Regions from separate parts of the Homo sapiens genome. Here all the other regions are linked to region 2. Evidence: chromatin loops called from intact Hi-C (ENCODE). Cell type or tissue: endothelial cell of umbilical vein. All regions are shown on one strand.

Region 1 (5,000 bases), 96 kb before region 2:
CTGCTTGGCTTCTTCCAGAGGAATAGAACCGATAATCCATTCAAGCACAGAACACTCATGAAGTGGCTCACCATGAGTCCAAACCCGACTCTGTCCTGGACAGCTCTTACTTAAAGGACAAGTTTTGGGAGGACACACCAATTTTATTTATAAAAGTGTCATCCCGAAGAGACTTGGCCAAAGTGGACCCCTCAAAATCCTTCTGCCAAGGGTCTTACAATGGCATAGTTTAGGGGTTAAGATGAGGATGCTAGAGTGAGACTGCTGGAGTTCAGGTAGCTTTACCACTTATTGGCTTTGTGGCCTTGGGCCGATTACTTAAACTCTTTGGGCCTTTGTTTTCTCCTTTGTGAAACTGGGCAATAATAGTTATACCTACTGTATGGGGTTTTCGTGTAAAGGAATTGAGTTAATATTTATACAATGCCTAGAATGGTGCCTGGGTATATAGTAAGAGCTACTCAGTGTTAGTTACTATTACTATTGTTGTTGTTATTTATCATCAGGTCCATAACTGACCCACATTCCTTGAGCTTACAATAGATCTCCAGGAGATGACCACTACGCATGAGGACATATTTATCAACATGCCTTGCCCAGGTATAAACCTGTATACCCCTTATAGGAAGCAATCTGGACAAAGCTAAATGTGACAAGTGAAATTATCTCGTTCCCACTTCAAATGCATAATTATCACCCTGCCTTCTTGGCAGTTTTAAAAATGAGACTAAGCTCGGTAACTTGAGTTCTCAAGGCTTCATAATATATATATTCCCTGAATGAAAAAAAAATACACGTTTATTGGAAACCCATTGTATGTCAGTTACCAGGGATTCAAAGACATTTAAGCCACTGTTTGTTCCCTGCAAGGTCTTACAATCTAGTAGAGAGAGGCGGATAATGTATGATTCCCATGCTGTACACTAAATGCCGTTTTCTTAGGGAATTTGCATTGGCTCCATTCATGGTTTTTTCAGGTCTGTCCATCAGAGCAAGGTCTTGGCAAATTAGTGAAGTAGGCACAGTTTGTTTTTGGCTCCTCTCTCCCCTTAAGACATTCCCTTTCCCTCCTCCGGGAAGTCCCAGTTCTAGGATTGAAAACATGATTATAATCTCTGCTGACATGTTTTTGCTAATAATATAAGGATTTGCCCCTCCTGAGGGTAAGTGCATTTTTGTAAGGAGGTCTTGAACCTAAAACATCATTCTAGAGCTAAAGGAATGAATTTATACAGAAAGAATTTCAGGTTACAGCTTAGCTGGGGGAAATGAAGCCTTAAGTACTGGTTAATTTTTATTCTTTAATTATAATTGTTTTTACACTATGCCTATCTTTATTTTATTGCCCATGCTTTTTTATGAGTGGGTTTCCTCAAGTGTTCAAGTATAGACAAAGAATAAGCAGTAAAGCTTTTCATTTCTACTTGCATTTTTACTACTTATATTATTGGGCAAGAGTTTGAAACACTCAGCCTTCAACCTATTTTGCCCCATTCTGACAGTAGGTTTCAGGCCTCCTTTTCACCAAACTCAATTATTATGCTTGATATTCACCATAGAACTTCTACTTCTTCTGTTAAATTAAAACATGCAAACCTTTAATGGGAAAGGGCATATTTTATTCGTTAATGAAAAAACATGTTTTTATCACAATGCTTTCTATTCAAAGGTTGTGTTGTAGCATTTGTTGTGCATGTTTTTGTCCTGAATAAGAGCAGCAGGTTCTAACAGGCTAGCCCATTATTAGAATTTATTTCTTTTCATGAATAACAAGTTCATTATTTTAGAAGTTTAATCCTTTTCTCTAAAAGGGGCATACTATCTCTTTAGAAATTAATCAGTTTTTGCCTTCACATTTGGTCTTCAATTGCTGTATAGCATTGTTTCACTCTCTAAATTATGTGTCATAGCTATAGAGGTCCATGAATTGCTGCAGCTGTCGTTAAGGGGGCATTTTTCTATGGTCCATAGAATAAGCACTGTTTGTATCCTCTTTTCACAAACATTTTTTTAAAGTTCCCATGATGGTCTAAGAGAATATTCATTTTCAATTGGAATTAAAATTTGCATGGTAACAAATTGAAATCATGTATATAAATAATAATGACACAGTAGCACAAGGAAATTATTCAACTGATGAAATTCAAAGATTTCTGTGTACTTTGCTCTAAAACAAATCTTTTTTTCATTAACTTTCATTATAATTTTTAGTAGGACATGATCAACAAGAGACTCAAACAATAGTTGTTCCTTTCTTTCTTGGAAAGCAATTGGGAAGCAAATTTTATCAGACATTCCTAGAATAATTTAGTTAATGTAAGTCCTTCAAAGCATTAACCAGGTGGATTTTCTGCTTTTGTAATTCCATTATGGTCAACGTCTGTGGTACATCACTGGAGATAAAGTACATCTTTATTTGGGAGGAGGAACTAGAATAACATTTAGTCCAAGAGTACCATAGTCACAAGCAATGGGAAACATGCAGTAGAGAGAGAAGAAAGCTGAAGGAGAGAAATAAAAAAGGATCGTATTTATTTTCATTTAAGTATAGTCAATATAGATGAATGAAAGTCTGTCTTCAGAGACTATTAATATTTATTTACTTTTCCATTTGTGTCACATTGGGTAGTTGCTGCAGGAAAGAGGAAATACTCTCTTAGCTCTTCCTCGTTTGATTTTCAGATGATTCCAGGAATGTTCTGCATTGGTAAGTGGCAACAGGATCCAGCTATATGTCATTTAAGCCTAATCTGGGGGCTCAAAAAGGATTTTGGGTAGTTTCTGCAACCAAATAGTATTTACAATACAGAGAAACAGGCCTTGAAATCATAGAACCTTAAGACTAGAAGGAACCTAAAAGTTGTTTAAGCCAATCTTCCATGTTTAAATATTCTACAACAATCTTGGTAAGCATCCATCCCATATGCTTGATGCTGTCAATGAACAGCTTCCCACAACCTCCTGGCTGGTCAGTTTCAAACTCAACCACATGATTGCTGACTACTGAAAGCGTTCTGCCCCAAAAGGAAGGACAATGAAAAAGCAGCTTTTCTAGGCAAGTCCCGTGTATCTTCCAGTTATGAATCTAAAAGATAATAATTTCCCTATTTCACCTCCCCCTGACCTAAATTCTTATGTCTCTTGCCTCAAATATGAGGAAATAATATTTTATCTTCCATGCCTATTTGGCTTTAATATATGATATTATCACCAAAGTAAACAGCTCTTAACGAGCATGCTGTTCCAGTAATTCCTTGACTGACTGGTTCAATGTGTGTATGAGTCCCTTCCTGTAAGATAAATGTGCTAAAAATGACTGGCAAGTGCGTTAATATTAGTAGCAAATAAACTCAATTAAATACGAGTGTGAAAACTTTTGACATTGGCAGAGAAGAGTATTCTTAGCATAACAGGGAAGTTTATGGAAATCATAGAATATCCAAAATTCTATTCACCTCTTGGGTCATTAGAAGTTGTAGTTTTGCTGTTAAGGTAAATTACTCATTTTTTAATTAGATAACTAGACACCGCTTTTCTTCAACTCAACCTTAAATACATAATCCCATTTTCCTGCTCCTTATCTAGTTCATGTTTGTATACCAAACAAGAGCTATGTTTAACCTATTACTAAAGTTTCCTTTTTCTGTTTTTTTTTTTTTTCAATGAAGACCTAGTTTTACTTGCACATTTTTCACGAGCATCAAATAGTGGATGATCTTTCAAGCTTGAACAGCAACAGTTGTATTGCTGAGGAAGGATTTCTTGTTTCAAATTGTCTAGGTAATGATTTACAGCTATTTTTGGTAATTCTCAAAATGACAGCTCCTTGAATTTTTCTGTATGCAGAAAAATTTGCTGGGCTAGCATCTTTCAGACCCCGGGAGGTTCATCCCAATCCTTGGCATGTGGGATCAAGGGAATGCTCTGAAATCCTCGCTGTAGAGGGAATTGACTTGTCCAACATTATCTTGTGATACATGTGAATGTTTGACGAGGTAACTCTAAATATCTGCGGACTCCTGAGGCCTGAGATTTGTGGCAGGATGAACCCATGTGTTGGGTGATATTACGTATAGGCCTTAGGCCTTCCAAGACCAAACCTGATAAGTTGAACCTATGATGATGGTTGAGCTCCTTTGAAGAGGACTCACAGTACTTTGCAGCATCTTGCTTCATACAGTATTCAATAAACGGTTGCTAAAAAGTGGAAAAGAGGGCCAGGCATAGGGGCTCATGCCTGTGATCCCAACCCTTTAGGAGGCTGAGGTGGGAGGATCACTTGAGCCTAGGAATTGGAGACCAGCCTGGGCAATGTAGTGAAACCCTATCTTTACAAAAAATACAAAAATTAGCTGGGCATGGTGACATGTGCCTGTTGTCCAAGCTACTCGGGAGACTCAGATGGGAGGATCACTTCCGCCCAGGAATTCAAGGTGTCAGTGATCTGTGATCACACCATTACACTTCAGCCTGAGCAACAAAGCAAGACCCTGTCTCTAAAAAAAATTAAAAATAAATAAGTAAAATTAAAAAATGGAGAGGATGCAAAAAAACTACATAAGAATTAACATGCTGATGTAACTGGAAAATCAGGAAAAAGAAATTAACAACCTTTTCAACTTCTGAATATTTTCAGAAAATACATGTGGGTGCCACTGGTTATTGTAAGGCATGAGCTGGGGGGAAAGCTGGAGAAGAAACCATAAAAGGAAAAAGGGAAGAAAGAACATAACAGGCAAGATAGGAGAGAGATAGAAATAATATTTTTAAAAAAAGAGAAGAAAAGAAAGTATATTTAATATATCTTTCACATCATTTCCTTACTCAAAAATCTTCAATGGATCTGCATTGCTTACAGGATAAATTTCAGCCTCTTTAAGCTAATGTTTAGTGTGTTCTGTGATCTGGATTGAACCTACCTCTCGAACACATACCTCTGGTTTATTTATTGATTGTCCCTGACTATTCCTTTAGGGTTTTTATATTCTTGTCTTTGCTCC
Region 2 (5,000 bases):
ACAGGTAAAACCAATACGGCGCCTGACCTCATCGAGCACAGATACATGCAAGATGTGCTATTTATTGTGTCTACAGACAATGCTCACAGGTGGATGGGAGCACCCTGTCTCTGACTCCTCAGAATTAGCAGTTGCTTCCTTCTTTAGCCAGCAAACTTCTGCTGTATACATTATAAACAAACACACAGGTCAGGAATAATACTTGGTTACCAGTAATGTGATAAAGTGTGAACACCCAAAATGCCCTTGACAATGAAAGTAACTGATACGTGTTGATTTGTCACTCTAGGTCTGGAATTTTATGTCTATTGTTCAAAAAGAAAAAAGAAAAGCCTGCTTTTCAAAGTTCTTAGCATGGACATTTTGGGGATCTCCAAAGCAAGACTATGAACTAATAATTTAAAATAAAGAGGCTTTGCTTTAATATCACACTCAATTTTGCTCTTGTAAAAGAATAGTCGGATAGTTAACAATTTACCTGATACGCTGGGTGCCTGCCAAGGTACTTGCCGGTTTTATTCTAAAATATGTCCTGCCAGGGGGACAAATGAGAGGGATTCCTCCATTTTGCATCTGTGTTTCATACCTGTGCTCTTAGCAAAGGAGTAGGTTGTGGGGGAGAAGGAGGGTCTTTTATATTCAGCTGTATGTACTATTTGACATCAGAGACCCCATGAATAATCACTCTTTTTTCCATTCGGCCACCAGCTAGCAGGTTGCAATTCTTTCCTACCTGGAGCGCTGCAGGGGGTGGGGCAAGTGGAGACATTACTGGACATTTGCATTTAAAGAATTAATAAAAATTCCTTATTTGCCTGAAAGCCCCATGAAGTTTATAACCTTGACGCTTTATAGCCCCCTGCACTGGTTTCTCTCCTGGTATGGCCCAACGAAGCAGCATAAATCTGTATTTTAAAGTATGCAATTAGTAATGTGCTACTGGACCGCATCCTGGAACTATGCAGTTCCCTTGGCCACAGAATTTCACAAAAGGGAAACAAACAATACAGAACAATGAAAGGCATTCCCTGAGCGATACTAACCTTGAGGTCACCCATATTAATGGCAGCTATTCCACGTGAACATTTCTTACTTCGAGCAAACAATGTGTCGAGGACAAAAAGGTCAAAACTGCCTTTCTTTGGGTTGACATAAAAGAACTTTTTAATTATTCTTGCCTAGAAATGGACATTACTGGGACTTCTGGGGGCTGATTTTCAGGGTTTAGTTTGCAGACCTACCATAGGATGCTCTGAGATCCACCCTTACAGCAGTCCCTGAGCCCAGGCAACCTCTAGGGTCCTGCACCCTTCTAGGGAAAACACAGAAAAAGGAGATTAGGGCTGTTACCAAGACCACTAGACTCCTGAGAATGGGTCCTGATGGAAGAAGGTGGGAGTCTCCACCGCCAACACCCTGCAGGTGCAGGGAGGAGGTGGGAGCACTGGAAAGGGAGTACCTTTGGAAAATTCAAGAATATTTCCTAGGTCGGGTGCGGTGGCTCAGGTCTGTAATCCCAGCACTTTGGAAGGCCGAGGTGGGTGGATCACTTGAGCTCAGGAGTTCGAGACCAACCTGACCAACGTGGTGAAACCCCGTCTCTACTAAAGCTACAAAAATTAGCCAGGTGTGGTGGCAGACGCCTGTAATCCCAGGTACTCGGGAGGCTGAGGCAGGAGATCGCTTGAACCCGGGAGGCGGAGGTTGCAGTGAGCGGAGATCGGGCCATTGCACTCCAGCCTGGGCGAAAGAGCGAGACTCTGACTCAAAAAAAAAAAAAAAAAGATTTCCTGACCTCAAGGAGAGAGAAAGAACCTAGGCCTGGGCTTGGCAACTGAAGAACACCAATTAGGGCTCCACAGGCCTGCCTCTCTTGTGTAACCTTTAAAAAGGAATTTCTTGGAATGTAAATGGAATCCCAAACTGGTGAGGCCACTCAGGGATTTGGTAGAGACTCAAGCGCCCTCTAGAGGCGACGCTGCGGTGTCTGGTCATTGGGCTGCTTGAGGAGGTTTGAGGAGGCGTGGGCGGTAGAGGGTAGGGGTTGGGGTGGGGTAGTTACCAAACACAAAAACAGGAGAAGGTTGTCAAGACACAGCACCCCTGGGAGCTGCCAAGGCAGCCCTAGTTAATAAGAGCGGTTCCCAAAAGCAGCAGTATCTTCTATTCCTGATTGTCACCCTTAAGGGAAACTGAAATTAGTCTTTGCTGACTACTTAACATCTGGGGATAGAGTGGGGAGGAAGAGCAGTCTTGCTTTGTTTTTTGAGACAGGGTCTTGCTCTGTCACCCAGGCTGGAGTCCAGTGGCGTGATGACAGCTCACTGCAGCCTCAACCTCCCAGGCTCAAGTGATCCTCTCACCTCAGCCTCCCAAGCAGCTGGGACTACAGGTGCACACCACCACGCCTGGCTAATTGGTAGTTTTTCCATCTTTTGGAGACCACTTTGTGCTCTTGAGCCCTTTTATGCTACACTGTCTGGATCCTTGACTCCAAAATTAATTCTTCTTATTTCTTCCTCTGAAAAACCTTTGCAGACTTCAACTTTACCACCTATCCGGGAACCTGACTCAGGCCACTGCCTCTCACAATGTCCCTAGTGAGACAGCCACTCTACAGAACATAGCTTGCTCACCACCGCTCCCACTGCTCTGACCATAGGAGGAGGCATCGTCCTCCCTTTTGCCACACCTTTGTAACCCCACAACAGGCTCCTCTAGTGACTGACTCATCACAGCAGAACACCACCTAAGGCTTCCACAAAGGTTCAAAAGCAACCAACTGGAGACAATATAAGATCACCTATCTTCTAAAATGTGAACTAAATGAATTAGAATTATCTAGGGTGTTTGTTATAAATAAGATTAAGGACCACATTCAGAATTTTATTTATTATTATTATTATTATTGTTATTGAGACAGAGTCTCACTCTGTTGCCTAGGCTGGAGCGCACTGGCGCAATTTTGGCTCACTGCAACCTCAACCTCCCAGACTCAATCTATCCTTCTACCCTAGCCTCCCGAGTAACTGAGACTTACAGGTGCACACCAACACGCCTGGCTAATTCGTGTATTATAGAGACAGGGCTTCACCATGTTGCCCAGGCTGGTCTGAAACTCCTGGTCTCAAAGCAATCCTCCCACCTCAGCCTCCCAAAGTGCTGGGATTACAGGTGTGAGCCACCATGCCCATTAAATACTTCAAATTTTAATTAGAATTTCTGGAAGTGGGTCAGATATCTGCATAGATGGCAAACTTCCCAGGTGGTATTTATGCACATTAATATTTGTTTTTGGTTTTTCTTTTTGAATTTTTTTTTTTTTTTTTGAGACAGAGTCTCGCTCTGTCGTCCAGGCTGGAGGGCAGTGGCACCATCTCGGCTCACTGCAAGCTCTGTCTCCCGGGTTTACGCCATTCTCTCGCCTCAGCCTCCTGAGTAGCTGGGATTACAGGCATGCGCCACCACGCCCAGCTAATTTTTTGTATTTTTAGTAGAAACGGGGTTTCACCGTGTTAGCCAGGATGGTCTCGATCTCCTGACCTCGTGATCTGCCCACCTTGGCCTCCCAAAGTGCTGGGATTACAGGCATGAGCCACAGTTCCTGGCTCATGCGCATTAATATTTGAACCACTGGCATGAAGAATAATTTTTAACTGTTATAAGATGTGGCTCTTCTTAGCGCCTAGAGAACCAGGTCCCAACACGGGGAAACCTTCCATGCATAGATTTCAACCTGCATTATTCCGTCAAACATTGTCCCACCCCCACCACTGGAAGTATACTGGTATGTCTGCTAAGTAAAGCCCTCCCAGGCAAAATGCCAAAAGACCCAGAGAAAGAGTTCTCCTTTTGTCCTTAGGCTAAGGCTTGCCCAAGTCCTTATTTCCAGTCCCAGGAATTGTTTCTTCCAAGACGACTGACCTGGGAATTACCACTGCCATGATGGAGACCACCTCCGAAATCCACAAAGGTATGATCTTGCTCTCAGAGACTCAGGACAATCACTTTAATATGCTTCCAAAAGTCGGGATTATTCTTTTCCTAAATAACACCTCAGGTCAGGCCTTGACAGTCCCAGCTGAGCTTGCTCAAGTCTAACCCAGTTTTTTTTATAGTCTCTCCTCTGTTATAAGATAAAGATGATGCCTAAGGCCAGGTGTGGTGGCTCACACCTGTAATCCCAGGACTTTGGAAGGCCAGGGCAGGAGAATCACTTGAGTCCAGGAGTTCGAGACCCATGTGGGCAATGTAGTGACAACCTGTCTCTACAAAAAAAATTTAAAAAATAAAAATCACCCAGGAATGGTGGTGTGCTCCTTAGTTAGCCTCTTAGGAGGCTGAGGTTGGAGGATCGCTTGAGCTCAGGAGGTCAAGGCTGCAGTGAGCCATGATCAGACCACTGCACTCCAGCCTGGGCAACACAGCAAGACCCCATCTCAAAAAAAAAAAAAAAACATAAAGCCTATATCCCTTCCTTGAACTGGAAATACAGCAGAATTCCTTAAGAAAAAGCAGGTGGTAACAGAAGAGAAAGCCCCATACCTAGAAAAGAGACATTTTGAATTCTTTGATCCTAAAATGTGATCGATTTTTAGACAGACCATCAATATGGTGCAGGGTTGTTATTTTTTCCAAAAACGACCAGTATATTAAATGCACACAAAAATGTTTTACCAATCAACCACAGCATACATTTATTCATGCAATTATATTCCACTTTGTTGTGTTCTGTTACAATCAAAGTTTGAGGCTTCTCTTCCTCATGAACTTCCAAATCACTTCTTACGGACAGCATGGTGTACGGCATCCAGTGGCGAACCTCCATGTACCATAAAACTTGCTCATCTTTACCACTTTGCGGACTAACAGGATAATGTCAAGGCATATTAAAGAATTCCAGGTTGTGGCCGGGAGCGGTGGCTCACGGCTGTAATCCCAGCACTTTGGGAGGCTGAGGCAGGCAGATCACCTGAGGTCAGGAGTTCGAGACCAACCTG
Region 3 (5,000 bases), 170 kb before region 2:
CGCCTGGCTATGCCATTTATTTTACTTTTTAAAGACCCTTTTAACTTCCTTTCAAGTTCTCAGGAATATTCTAGATTTAACTTATCAATTTTGTGGTTTCTGGGAATTGTTATTGAAATTCTGTAAGTTTGCTAAGCTTCCTACTAATTCATAAAATTACAAAATATTCTGAATCCATGACTGATGTTTTCAAAAACAAAATCATAGGCAATAATATACTTATCCAAGATTTTTCTTATGTAGGTAACCTTTTCTTGGATAGCTTCTTCAAAATGAAAATATCCTTTGTAACTAAACTGGACTATATAAGCAAATGATGTTTATTAGAATGCTGACTATTTTTCTCTCCTGAGCTTTTCATATAGATAGTATTGGTGTCGAATGTGCAGATTCCTTTTGAATATGGGAAATCATTGTGATATAACTGGTTTTCTCCTTAGTCCTTAGTCTCCTTAGCCCCTTAGTATATAACAATAGTTTTAACACAACTCAGTCAAAAACATGTAATGAACACTTATTGTAGGTGTTCTTGGCTAAGAATAAGGAAAAATATCAGAAAAACATAGTAATGTTTTGTATAAACTGAATATTAAAGACTGTTCTACCATTAGAGAGCTTTCTGTCTTGTTAAAGGAAATAAGAGCCAGTTATTCAGCAAAGAAATATATTATCAATGCAGGATTCGTGCAGACAGTAAATGGCTTTGAAATTTGTAATGAGATATGGAGTAGTTCTGTGATTGCTTTGGCAGCACATATGCTAAAATTGGAACAATACAGAGAAGATTAGCATGGCCTCTGCATGAGAATGGCATACAAATTTGTGAAGCATTCTATATTTTTAGCAATATATTGTACTCTTGAAAAATGCTAAGACAGTGAGTGTATTCTTAAATGCATGTTAATATGCAAAAATGCATATGTTCATTGGCTAGATTTAGTCATTCCACGCTGTATACATATTTCAAAACATCATGTTGTACATGATAAATACATACAAGTTTATTTGTTAATTAAAAAACAGAAATGGATTAGTTCTGCCTAAATATACTAGACTCAGAAGTTAATAATAAATGTGCATCCACCCCTTTGTTTAATTTGCCTTGGCTATTAAGTTAACATTTATGCTAAGAACCTTTGGCTGTTATAGTTTCCTATCATTTATTTGGTAAAAAGATTAATTGGAGAGGTGTTTCAATGGCTCCATTAGGAGATATGAAGAAAGCCCCACCATTGCCAGTATTTGGGAACTCAAAGCGTTTATTTTCTAAAGCAGGTGATGCTACATGAATTGCTGTCCACACCTTCTGCTACTTTCCTCTGTTGGCCAGAAGAATAATTTTAATGTCGCCCAAATGGATTATGCTGACCTCAACCCAGATCCCCCTGGGAGATATAAACTTCTTATATGTTCCTGGCTGGGTCATTGTAAATAATATCTACATGTATCCCAAAGCTCTGAATTATCCTCATCTGTAACAGACACAACGACTAAATGGTATCTGGAACGTAGTTAATTTTCTGGAAAATATTCAAAGGAACAAAATGAGCACTGCAATACAAAATTGCTGTCGACTTAACTTTTGCCAGTTTCCCTGGATGTGTAAGTAGAATTATATTTTCACAGAACTTGCAAAAATCTCAGACTCGGCTGCTATTTAATCTCTTTCCAGAAGCACCAGCCCTGAGCAATCCTATCTGCAATTAGCTGCGTGTGGTTGCTACTAAATTGCTCCCCATAAGTTAGTTCCTAACACTGTTTCACAGCACGGCATACTCTATAAAGGGAGAACGCTTGGAAGGACCGAAGAGTTCCCTTTGTCGTGCCCTTGCCCTGCCTCTGGACAACGATGTTCTTACACTGCCGACTAGCTAATCCTGTGACCCTTTTCTTTCAGCACCTTGAGTTTGAGTTAGGCAATACCTCTTACACCAAAGTGGGCACACCTTCGGATCATGTAGGCAGCGATTGTTTAGCCGAGACATCCCCCTACCCCCGCAAAAGGCAGCAGAGAAGCGGCGAACGCCGCTTAGCAGTTGGCGCGCTCTCAGTGCGGGTGACGCGGGGCTGGGTTGGGGTGTTCCGTCCCCGGGTCGTGGGACTCCCCGAGAGGGGGTGGCTGGAGGAGGAGGGAGGGCTTGTTTCGCTGGGGGATGTGGGAAGTAGGCGCTAGCCTGTTTCGCGGTTTTTTAAGCCCCTTGGCATGCCCTGACCTGATCTAGAGGGAGTCTACTGCTCTTAGGAATGTTCCGGGAGAAGGTGGGAGATTGCTTCCCAGGGGAGGCCTGTGGGTGCTGCAGGGCACCAGGGGGGTCACTAGGGAGATGCAGGGCGCGGGCCAGGAGGGGCGCCAGGGCAGCCGGGGGCCAGGCTGAGGCGACCGGGACCAGCGGGCAGCCGGGCGTCGGGGGCGTCGGTCGGGGCGCGGGGGACCCCCCCCCCGGGCGGCAGCGGCAGCGGCGATCCGATCCCGCGGGCTGCGCCGCCCGGGCTGTCAAGCGCGGGGGGCGGGCGGGAGGAAGGGGTGGAGGTGCGAGGGGAGGAGGGCTGGCACCGGAGCGCCGCGGCGTCGGTGCAATAAAAATGCATCGCATGGAACTGCCCGTGGAGAAGGACGGGACGGAGCCGGGGCAGCCAGAAGAGGTGGGAAAAGCGGAGGAGGACGCCCAGGAGGAGGCGGCGGCGGCGGCCGGGAAGTGAAAGGTCTCGCAAAGTTCAGCGGCGGCTGCGGGCGCCGAGCCCCGGGCTAGCGGCAGACGAGCCCGCAGGGCCGCTCCGCGGGGCAGCGCAGCCAGGCCGGCTATGGTCCCGGGGCTCCCGCCGCCCCCCAGGTGCCCGGGACCCGCCAGGCCGGTGCGCGAGGGTCACCCCACCTCCCCGCGCGGTCCCGGCCCCTGGCTCCCAGCTGCCGGCGACCGCTGACCGAGCCCGGCGCCCCAGGAGGAGGAAGAAACCAGGGCCCCGTTCCCTCCCGAGGACGGCGGCGCTTCATCCCGCAGCCCAGAGGTCTCGGCTCCCTCCGGCACCCGCCCGGCCCGGCTGCTCCCGGCTCCTCCCGGCCATGGGGAGCTGCGCGCGGCTGCTGCTGCTCTGGGGCTGCACGGTGGTGGCCGCAGGTGGGTGGTGACGCGGCGGGGCCCCCACCCCTTCCCTCGCTGCTTCTCTAACCCATCTCGGGACTCGGGGGTGCAGGGGAGCCAGGGCTGCGAGCGCAGAGCGCTGCTCCCGAGGGTGAAATGAGTGGCCATGTTCCGCCTCCTTTCCCCGGGGCTCCGCAGTTTCAAATACTATTGATTTATTTTTACAACTGGGATACACATGCGCTTGGATAACCAGCTATCCTGGGTGCGCCCTGCCGGGGATACTGCGACCGGGGTTTCTTTCTTGGTTTGGCTTGTTAAAAAACTGCTTTTCCACTTGGTGAGGGAACAAAGGACCCAGCTCGCCATCCCCCGGCACTTCATGGCCTAAGGAATGATGAGGAGGGGTGGCCCAGCGACCCTGGGCGCGCGTGGGCTGGGGCCGGTCTCTGGTAGAAGCCCATCGCTGGTGTCCCTGACCTGGTGCTGGGTACTAGAGAACCAGGTAAGGACACCTGGGGCAGGGCTGAGCGCCCTCTCCCCGGAGCAGTGACTGGAACGCAGTGGGACTCCTGGCTTGGACGATAGGTGGTGATCACCCCGGGCTTGCATTGAGCTGGCTGGCCGCCCCTGGGGAATTGGTACCCTGGCAGAGACTCTGCGGGAGGTCGGAGGCGGGTCTGCTCCCTGGCTCGGTAACTGGACAACCGGCGTCGGCGTCGGCAGATGCCCTCTCCCTCCCACTCCCATCCTGGCTTTCTTGGGCTGCCCTAGGCCACCGGCTCCTGGCTCGTGGTTTCTGTATTCGGGAGCCCCTTCTGCTCCTCTCCCTCCCTCTTGCGGGTCACCTGGTTTCCAGTTAGGCGTAAGCGCAGCCCTGTAGGTGAGGGGGAGAGATGTGAGGGAGTCTGCAGACATCCAGTCTCTCGTGCGGATCTTGACTGCTTCAGAAAGGGGCGCCTGGGCTAGAGGGATGCGCTGGTGGCTACAGAACATTGTAGCACGCATCTCCTCCCTTGGGCTTCCACTCTTCCCTGAGGGCCGCTGGCACCCAGCAAAATCCAGGCTTTCCAGTCTGCATCCCAAACCAGTCCAAGTCACAGGAGCATCCTTAGTATCATTGAATAGTCCCTTGAGTGACTCCAAGTATTTTGCCCCATGGATTCTTTATCTGGCTCAAATCTTTTCTGGACTTAGGAGTTTAGGGGCATTTAAAATTATTGGATATTTTTCCCAGGGACCTATTAAAGGCCTAAGATTTTACTTTAATTCTTGCACTCTTAAAATATGAGCTTTAAAAAAAACCTTTTCCTTCTCAAACCATATTATGGCAAAAACATGCAAGCCATTGAAAGGTTGTAAATAAACATCACAAGGCAAGTGTTTCAAGTCAAAAATACTTGTACAGGCAGTATATGATTTTCCTTGAAATTTTTTACAGGTGAGTCATAGCACATTGTGTGTTTGTGTGCTTCTGGCCACAAGCAACTGTTGCCCCAGCTAATGAGAAAAGTGGCAAACAGAACCCAGGCATAATGCACACTTTAATTTGACATTTAAAAAATAATGCCTAAGGAAGCCCTTTAGTTGCAAGGCTTCGTGGGGTTGGCCATTGTCAGTGTGTGAAATGTCTCTGTTGCAGCCTAAGCTGTCATTTGGCCTCCTCCAATCCTTACTATGACAACAGTTCAGAGGTACTGCTTCTTAAGCAGCAGAAACATTCAATTAGCCAGAATTTAAGGGTTGATTTCCTTTTCCCTCTTTCCCCCTCTGTTTTAACCTTTAAAATAGATGATTTTTGCTTAAGGTATTCACAATTAAAATGACAAACGCAAATCAAAGGATTATAGTATGTACTCAGAATGTTAATAAGTGGATAATGTTTATCATTTTAAGTCATTTTAAAACATTAAAGTCTGT

What was found. A loop is a pair of places that touch in the nucleus more often than their neighbours do. Peaks named below come from ENCODE experiments on the same cell type or tissue, not always from the same donor. Only the 100,000 strongest peaks of a DNase experiment are listed, where the experiment ranks them.
Region 1: a loop joins it to region 2, with 1.9 times the contacts of the local background. A loop is called at or near these places in 6 of 110 quality-filtered maps.
Region 3: it touches region 2 in a loop (6-fold over the local background); 11 of 110 quality-filtered maps call a loop at or near these places.

What each region holds. Positions count from the first base shown.
Region 1 is chr12:95,716,325-95,721,324 of GRCh38, reverse strand. The region is part of intron 3 of NTN4 (netrin 4); the gene reads left to right. It overlaps LOC105369919 (a long non-coding RNA gene), which reads left to right. Exons shown (of 3, transcript XR_001749273.2): 2 at 507-600; 3 at 2,630-5,000. Among named protein-coding and RNA genes, the nearest start is that of NTN4, 72 kb to the left of the region's middle. In endothelial cell of umbilical vein, no CTCF peak of the experiment used is centred here; a DNase peak (open chromatin) is centred at 3,124.
Region 2 is chr12:95,620,739-95,625,738 of GRCh38, reverse strand. No RefSeq gene overlaps it. Among named protein-coding and RNA genes, the nearest start is that of USP44, 72 kb to the right of the region's middle. RefSeq lists a silencer at 1,961-2,030 and an enhancer at 2,038-2,992. In endothelial cell of umbilical vein, a CTCF peak has its summit at 1,963 (motif pointing left); DNase peaks (open chromatin) are centred at 1,018 and 1,948; H3K27ac peaks cover 2,098 bases.
Region 3 is chr12:95,788,371-95,793,370 of GRCh38, reverse strand. It overlaps NTN4 (netrin 4), which reads left to right and starts at 2,607. Exons shown (of 10, transcript NM_021229.4): 1 at 2,607-3,116. The coding sequence starts at 3,062. It also overlaps the pseudogene RNU6-247P. In endothelial cell of umbilical vein, no CTCF peak of the experiment used is centred here; DNase peaks (open chromatin) are centred at 1,880, 2,590 and 4,520; H3K4me3 peaks cover 3,234 bases; H3K27ac peaks cover 2,842 bases.